2 separate regions of the Homo sapiens genome follow, and region 2 is linked to region 1. Evidence: chromatin contacts called from ENCODE Hi-C or POLR2A ChIA-PET data. All regions are on one chromosome and are shown on one strand. Each heading gives the region's core, a stretch centred on a gene start or an enhancer-like site at or near the end of the contact. The rest is flanking DNA. Distances are from core to core; before and after follow the strand shown.

Region 1 (2,913 bases), core at 414-2,913:
CCAACATGGTGAAACTCCGTCTCTACTAAAAACACAAAAATTATCTGGGCGTGGTGATGCACGTCTGTAAACCCAGTTACTCGGGAGGGTGAGGCAGGAGAATCGCTTGAACCCAGGAGGCGGAGGTTGCAGTGAGCCAAGATCGTGCCATTGCACTCCAGCCTGGGCAACAGAGCGAGACTCCGTCTCAAAGAAAAAAAAAAAAGAAAGAAAGAAAGAAAAAAGAAAACCTCTTGCCAATATATCCTTATTGCCCCAACTCCACAATCTCCTGGGTTCCCCCAGCACTCATAGAAGCTGATAATAGGGAAAGGTAGGCTGTAAAGGGCAATGGTGATGAGCTCAGGCAGCACTACTGTCTTCTTTACAAAAGCACATTAATGATGAGCCTGGAGAACATATTAGATGTCAGGATGGCAAATACAGTTTTGGTTGTAACATGACCGCTGCGCAAAACAAAATACATCCATGTAAGAGGCTTTCAACCTGGAGTCCATGACCTCTCTGAAATTAGATGCAAAACTTGGTCTCTGTGTGCATTTTTCATGGTAGAGGGTCCATTGCTTTTGTCTGATTCATAACCTTAAAATGTCTTAAGTAAGAGGGTTAAGAACCCATGACCTATTCAGTACAATGTTCCCTGAGTGTAAAAAGTTCCTGTGGCATCCAGCACCCCCGTGGGAGTCCATCAAAATTCCAGGGTTCACCGACTGCAGAACTATGGGGATGCAAATGCATTTGCAACTCTTTGGAAGTAAAGTACACACGGGAAACCAAGAAATACTAAGAGGGAAAAAGCATTTTAGTTTAATGGGTACAACTGCTGAGGTTTTGAGGCCTCCATCAAGAAGGAAAAGAGAGCCCAGATTGCAGGTCTGTTGCGAGTAAGTGTGTCTGCAGGTTGTATTAGGCATGTGGTGATGGTGATGGGGGGTTATAGGAGCTTACAGTGAACTTCCATCACTCCTACCCATCATTGTCTAGTTATTTTATCATCCATTGATTCTTCTCTTCCGGCAGCTCTGAGGACCGTAGACTAAACTGAAACACAAAAGGGGAGGGCAAAAGAAAAGACAGTTCCAAAGGGAGCCGAGCGCCCGTTCTTTCATCCTGCGGTCCCTTTAAGAGAAGAACCTCTTGGGACCTGCAGTCCCAACCGACCCCAGTTTTAACCGAAACCCAACCCGGACTTCCCCCTCTTGACTCAAATAAGACCAACTTTGGATTTTCCCTCCCCTATTGACCAATCAGATTCTGTTACCAGGCAGACTTCAGCGGCCGCCGGTACGAGCCCGGCGCCTTCTGTCTCCGGGTGGCAGCAGTGACCAATGACAGAGCAGGCCGCCCGTGTATCTAGGCAGATCGCGGCTGTTACAACCATTCAGAAAAAGGAAAATAAAGCAACGCACGAGCCGGCTGGGCCAGGACCTTGGGGCTGGGCTGGAGTGAAGGTGGCTACGAGGTAGTTTCTCTTTCTCCCTTACCTTTATTGTTGCTTGTGTTGGAAGGCGACTGTTCAGAGGTAGGGAGGGGCAAGATGAGTTGGGAGGAGAGCAGAAAAAGATTGTAGCTGTATTTTCAACAGCTTCTTCACCCATGTGCACGTGCCCGGAATCTGGGACCCCATTCCCCTGCCGGGTTTCTGACGCCCAGCGCATGAGTTCCGCTACCCCGCCCCACCCCCGCTCCACTTTGCAGAAACCGGGGATTGAATGGAGGGGGAAGGGAAGGAGGTGGGGGCGCGCCTCAGGATGGGCTGTTGTGGGAGATGACGTAGGGGCCGGCGACGTGGGGAGGGGGAGCAGCGGGGGAAGTCGTGGCGAGATTAAGTAATGAGAACTTGGGCCCAGTTTTTTTTCCAAGCCTAGAAGGGCAGAATATGTTCGTATCCTTTCTGACCTCCCAGGCATATGCAATGGTGAGGAGTATTTTTGAGAATTAGAGAACTTTGTTTTGTGGCTGTTATTGTTGTTTTTGAGGGGGAGGAGGGCAGTATGGGGTCAGAGGCAGAAATGAAAATTTCTTGCTAACATGGATTCCCAATCCCCCTATCTCTTCCTTTACAGTTTTCCAGATTTAGGAGACTTCAGAAAGGTGGGGCAGATAGAATGGAGATGGCAAAGATCTCTTTGGGCATATATGGGCCTGGCGAAGTAATGGAATAATTTCTAATTTTCGGAGAAGGCAAGTGGTGAGAAAAAGACCACCGGGGAAATTCGGAGGCTTTGTTTCTGTTTCTCTGCCTTTCTGGGTAAAGAGATGAGGAGTGCCCTGGGGCCTTCTGGGGAAGGGAAGGCCAGTGTGAGTTACATCTTTATGCCTGTCCCTCTCAATTCTAGCCCTCATGCCGGGATGGCAGAAGATGAGCCTGATGCTAAGAGCCCCAAGACTGGGGGAAGGGCCCCCCCAGGTGGTGCTGAGGCTGGGGAACCTACCACCCTTCTTCAGAGGCTCCGAGGTACCATTTCGTAAGTACTCATCACATCTCCAAGTCCTGTCCAAGACCTGAGTATAGATCCCTGCAGCACTTCACTTTGGCTGTAGATGAACTGCCTCTCAGCAAGGGCATGGGAGCAGAGGGAGATTTTTGGCCATGGTAGCAATTCTTGAGCACCTGCTGGGCATTTCAGTCCTTTTCCCTCCCTAGCAGTCAGATAAAGAGACAGGGAAAATCTTGTGTGTGACCTCCAGCTTTCTCCTCTTCCCCACAGCAAGGCCGTGCAGAACAAAGTAGAGGGGATCCTGGTAAGTGTGTTGGGGAAGAGGGCAAGAGAGGGATGGAAATGCTGAGGGAGGAGGATGTGAGGATGATGGGCATCAACAAAACATTGATGTGGGAGAGGTAGGGTCCTCTGCCTTGTCAGAAGATAGTTGGCTTTGCAAACTTGCTGCCAGTTTGACTTTGTGCCTCTC
Region 2 (2,700 bases), core at 142-2,641, 2.5 Mb before region 1:
CTCTGTCACCCAGGCTGTAGTGTAGTGGCGCGTTCCCGGCTCACTGCAACCTCCGCCTCCTAGGTTCAAGCGATTCTCCTGCCGCAGCCTCCTGAGTAGCTGAGATTATAGGCGCACACCACCACGCCTGGCTAATTTTTGTTTATTTAGTAGAGACGAAGTTTCACTATGTTGGCCAGGCTGGTCTCAAACTCCTTCACCTCAAGCAATCCGCCTGCGTAGGCCTCCCAAAGTGCTGGGATTACAGGTGTGAGCCACCGCACCTGGCCAACAAACAATTTTTTAAAAATTAAGTATGGGCTTATTAGGCTGAGCGCAGTGGCTCACACCTGTAATCCCAGCATTTTGGGAGGCTGATGTGGGCGGATCACTTGAGGTCAGGAGTTCGAGACCACCCTCGCCAACATAGTGATACCTGGTCTCTACTGAAAATACAAAAATTAGCTGGGTATGGTGGCGGATGCCTGTAATCCCAGCTACTCAGGAGGCTGAGGCAGGAGGATCACTTGAACCCGGGAGGTGAAGGCTGCAGTGAGCCAAGTTTGTGCCACTGCATTGCAGCCTGGGCAACAGAGTGAGACTCTGTCCTAAAAAGGAAAAATAATTAAGTATGGGCTTATTTGTGTGGGTTTAAATTATTATCACCAGCTTGGTCTGAGATCCCCAAACTGGGAAATGAATATAAAAAAATTATTCAGGACCCTGTATAATACCCTTGGGGTAACCAGCGGAAGCATATGTAAAGCTACTCTGGAGGAACAGATCCACAGTTTAAGCCACACAGGATTCTAACAGATAAAATCCCACTGAATAACCCACTTGATTGTGACAAGGCTCATAATCAAAAGTGACAAAAAATAAGAAAACAGCTCATTTACCATGAATAAGAGTCACAGATACACTACCTCTCAGGACTAGATCTCCAGTTCATTGACTATAGACCATAGAATAAGTGCATTTAAAAGGATTAAATACAGCCAGGCATGGTAGCTCATGCCTGTAATCCCAGCACTTTGGGAGGCCAAGCCAGGCGGATCACCTGAGGTCAGGAGTTCAAGACCAGCCTGGCCAACATGGTGAGACCTAACCTCTGCTAAAAATACAAAACATTAGCTGGGTGAGGTGGCACATGTCTGTAATCCCAGCTACTCAGGAGGCTGAGGCAGGAGAATCGCTTGAAACCGGAAGGAGGGGGTTGCAGTGAGCCAAGATCACGCCACTGTACTGCAGCCTGGGTGAAAGAGTGAAACTGTCTCAAAAAAAGAAAAAACAAGGTCAAATTTAAAATATATTTGGAAGGTAATGCTGATAGAGTTTACAGATAGAATGCATGTGGGTATGAGAAAGAGGAACTAAGAATGACTCCAAGTGTTTGGTTTGAATAGTGGTGTCATTTGCTAAGATGTGTAACAGTAGGGGAAGAAACAATTTTGGACATAAGATTATAAAATGCCTGTTAGATATCTGCTATCTTGTGAATGTTTGTCCCTCCAAAATTCATGTTGAAATTTAATTGACATTGTAATAATATTAAGAAGTGGGACCTTTAAGAAGTGATTAAGTTGTTAGGGCTTTACCCTCATGGGTGGGATTAATGTTGTTATAAAAGGGCACCCTCTCTTTGCCATCTGCTATGTTATTAGATGGCAAGAAGGTCTTCACCACATGCCAGTACCTTGATGTTAGGCTTCCCAACTTCTGGAACTGTGTGCCAATAAATAGCCAATAAACTTCTGGTCATTATAAAGTGCCCAAAGCTGGGTACGGTGACATACACCCATAGCCCCAGCTACCTGGGATGCTGAGGTGGGAGGATCATTTGAGCTCAAGGAGTTTGGCAACATGGAGAGACTCCATCTCTAAACAAAACAAAACAGAACACACACACCCACATACCCCTATATAAATTACCCAGTCTGGGGGAGGGGGGGGGTTTGTTTGTTTTTTGCTTTGTTTTGAGATGAGTCTCGCTGTTGCCCAGGCCAGAGTGCAGTGGCGCGATATTGGCTCACTGCAACCTCTGCCTCCCGGGTTCAAGCAGTTCTCTGCCTCAGCCTTCTGAGTAGCTGGGATTACAGGCACCCACCACCACACCTGGCTAATTTTTTTGTACTTTCAGTAGGGACGGGGTTTCACCATCTTGACCAGGCTGTTCTTGAACTCCTGACCTCATGATCCACCCGCCTCGGCCTCCCAAAGTGCTTGAAGTACAGGCGTTAGCCACCATGCATAATGGACTAAGACAACACCCAAATGGAGATGTTAGGCAATTGACTACATGAAGAGAGTTTCGGAGGAGAATGACAGCTAGGAATATCAATTTGAGAATTAGTATATAAATGCTATTTAAAACCATGGGAACACTTCATTTTTACAGTTAGAAGGTGGAAAGATGAGTAGAAACTAGTGAAGACTAAGAATAAAGGATCATGAGTGTAGAATAAGACCCAGAGATGTGAAGTCCCAAAAGCCAAGTGAAGAAAGCAGTTCAAGAAGGAAGGAAGATTGAGTTGATAAAATGCTGCTGAAAGTTCAAATAAGATAAGGATTGGTAAATAATTATTGGACTTGGCAACATGAAGGTAATTAGTGACCTGGAAAAAATAATCTCTTTATATTGAGGGAATAAAACCTGAACTGAAGTGGTTTTAAGCCAGAAGAAAGAGACAATGAGTATAGGTAACTCTTGAGGAATTTTGC

The links. A loop is a pair of places that touch in the nucleus more often than their neighbours do. ChIA-PET counts read pairs that join two places held with the same protein, here RNA polymerase II (POLR2A). Pooled maps may share reads with other maps.
Region 2: a loop to region 1 is called in a pooled map, with 3 times the contacts of the local background. The contact joins the enhancer-like site here to the promoter of RFX5-AS1 in region 1. A Hi-C loop is called at or near these places in 1 of 50 pooled maps. POLR2A ChIA-PET finds 5 or more read pairs at or near these places in 2 of 52 experiments (Panc1 and naive thymus-derived CD8-positive, alpha-beta T cell).

Annotation. Positions count from the first base shown.
Region 1 is chr1:151,345,760-151,348,672 of GRCh38, reverse strand. It overlaps RFX5-AS1 (RFX5 antisense RNA 1), which reads right to left and starts at 1,663. Exons shown (of 2, transcript NR_131972.1): 1 at 1,485-1,663; 2 at 782-1,041. RFX5 (regulatory factor X5) reads left to right here and starts at 1,421. Exons shown (of 11, transcript NM_001025603.2): 1 at 1,421-1,462; 2 at 2,067-2,184; 3 at 2,340-2,468; 4 at 2,712-2,745. The coding sequence starts at 2,353. RefSeq lists enhancers at 1,007-1,356, 1,323-1,905, 960-2,159, 2,499-2,588.
Region 2 is chr1:153,848,207-153,850,906 of GRCh38, reverse strand. All of the region lies in intron 1 of GATAD2B (GATA zinc finger domain containing 2B), which reads left to right. Among named protein-coding and RNA genes, the nearest start is that of GATAD2B, 73 kb to the left of the region's middle. Within about 2 kb of position 1,391, at least 3 of the 41 ENCODE cell types and tissues checked have a DNase peak (open chromatin) inside an H3K27ac peak, as active enhancers do.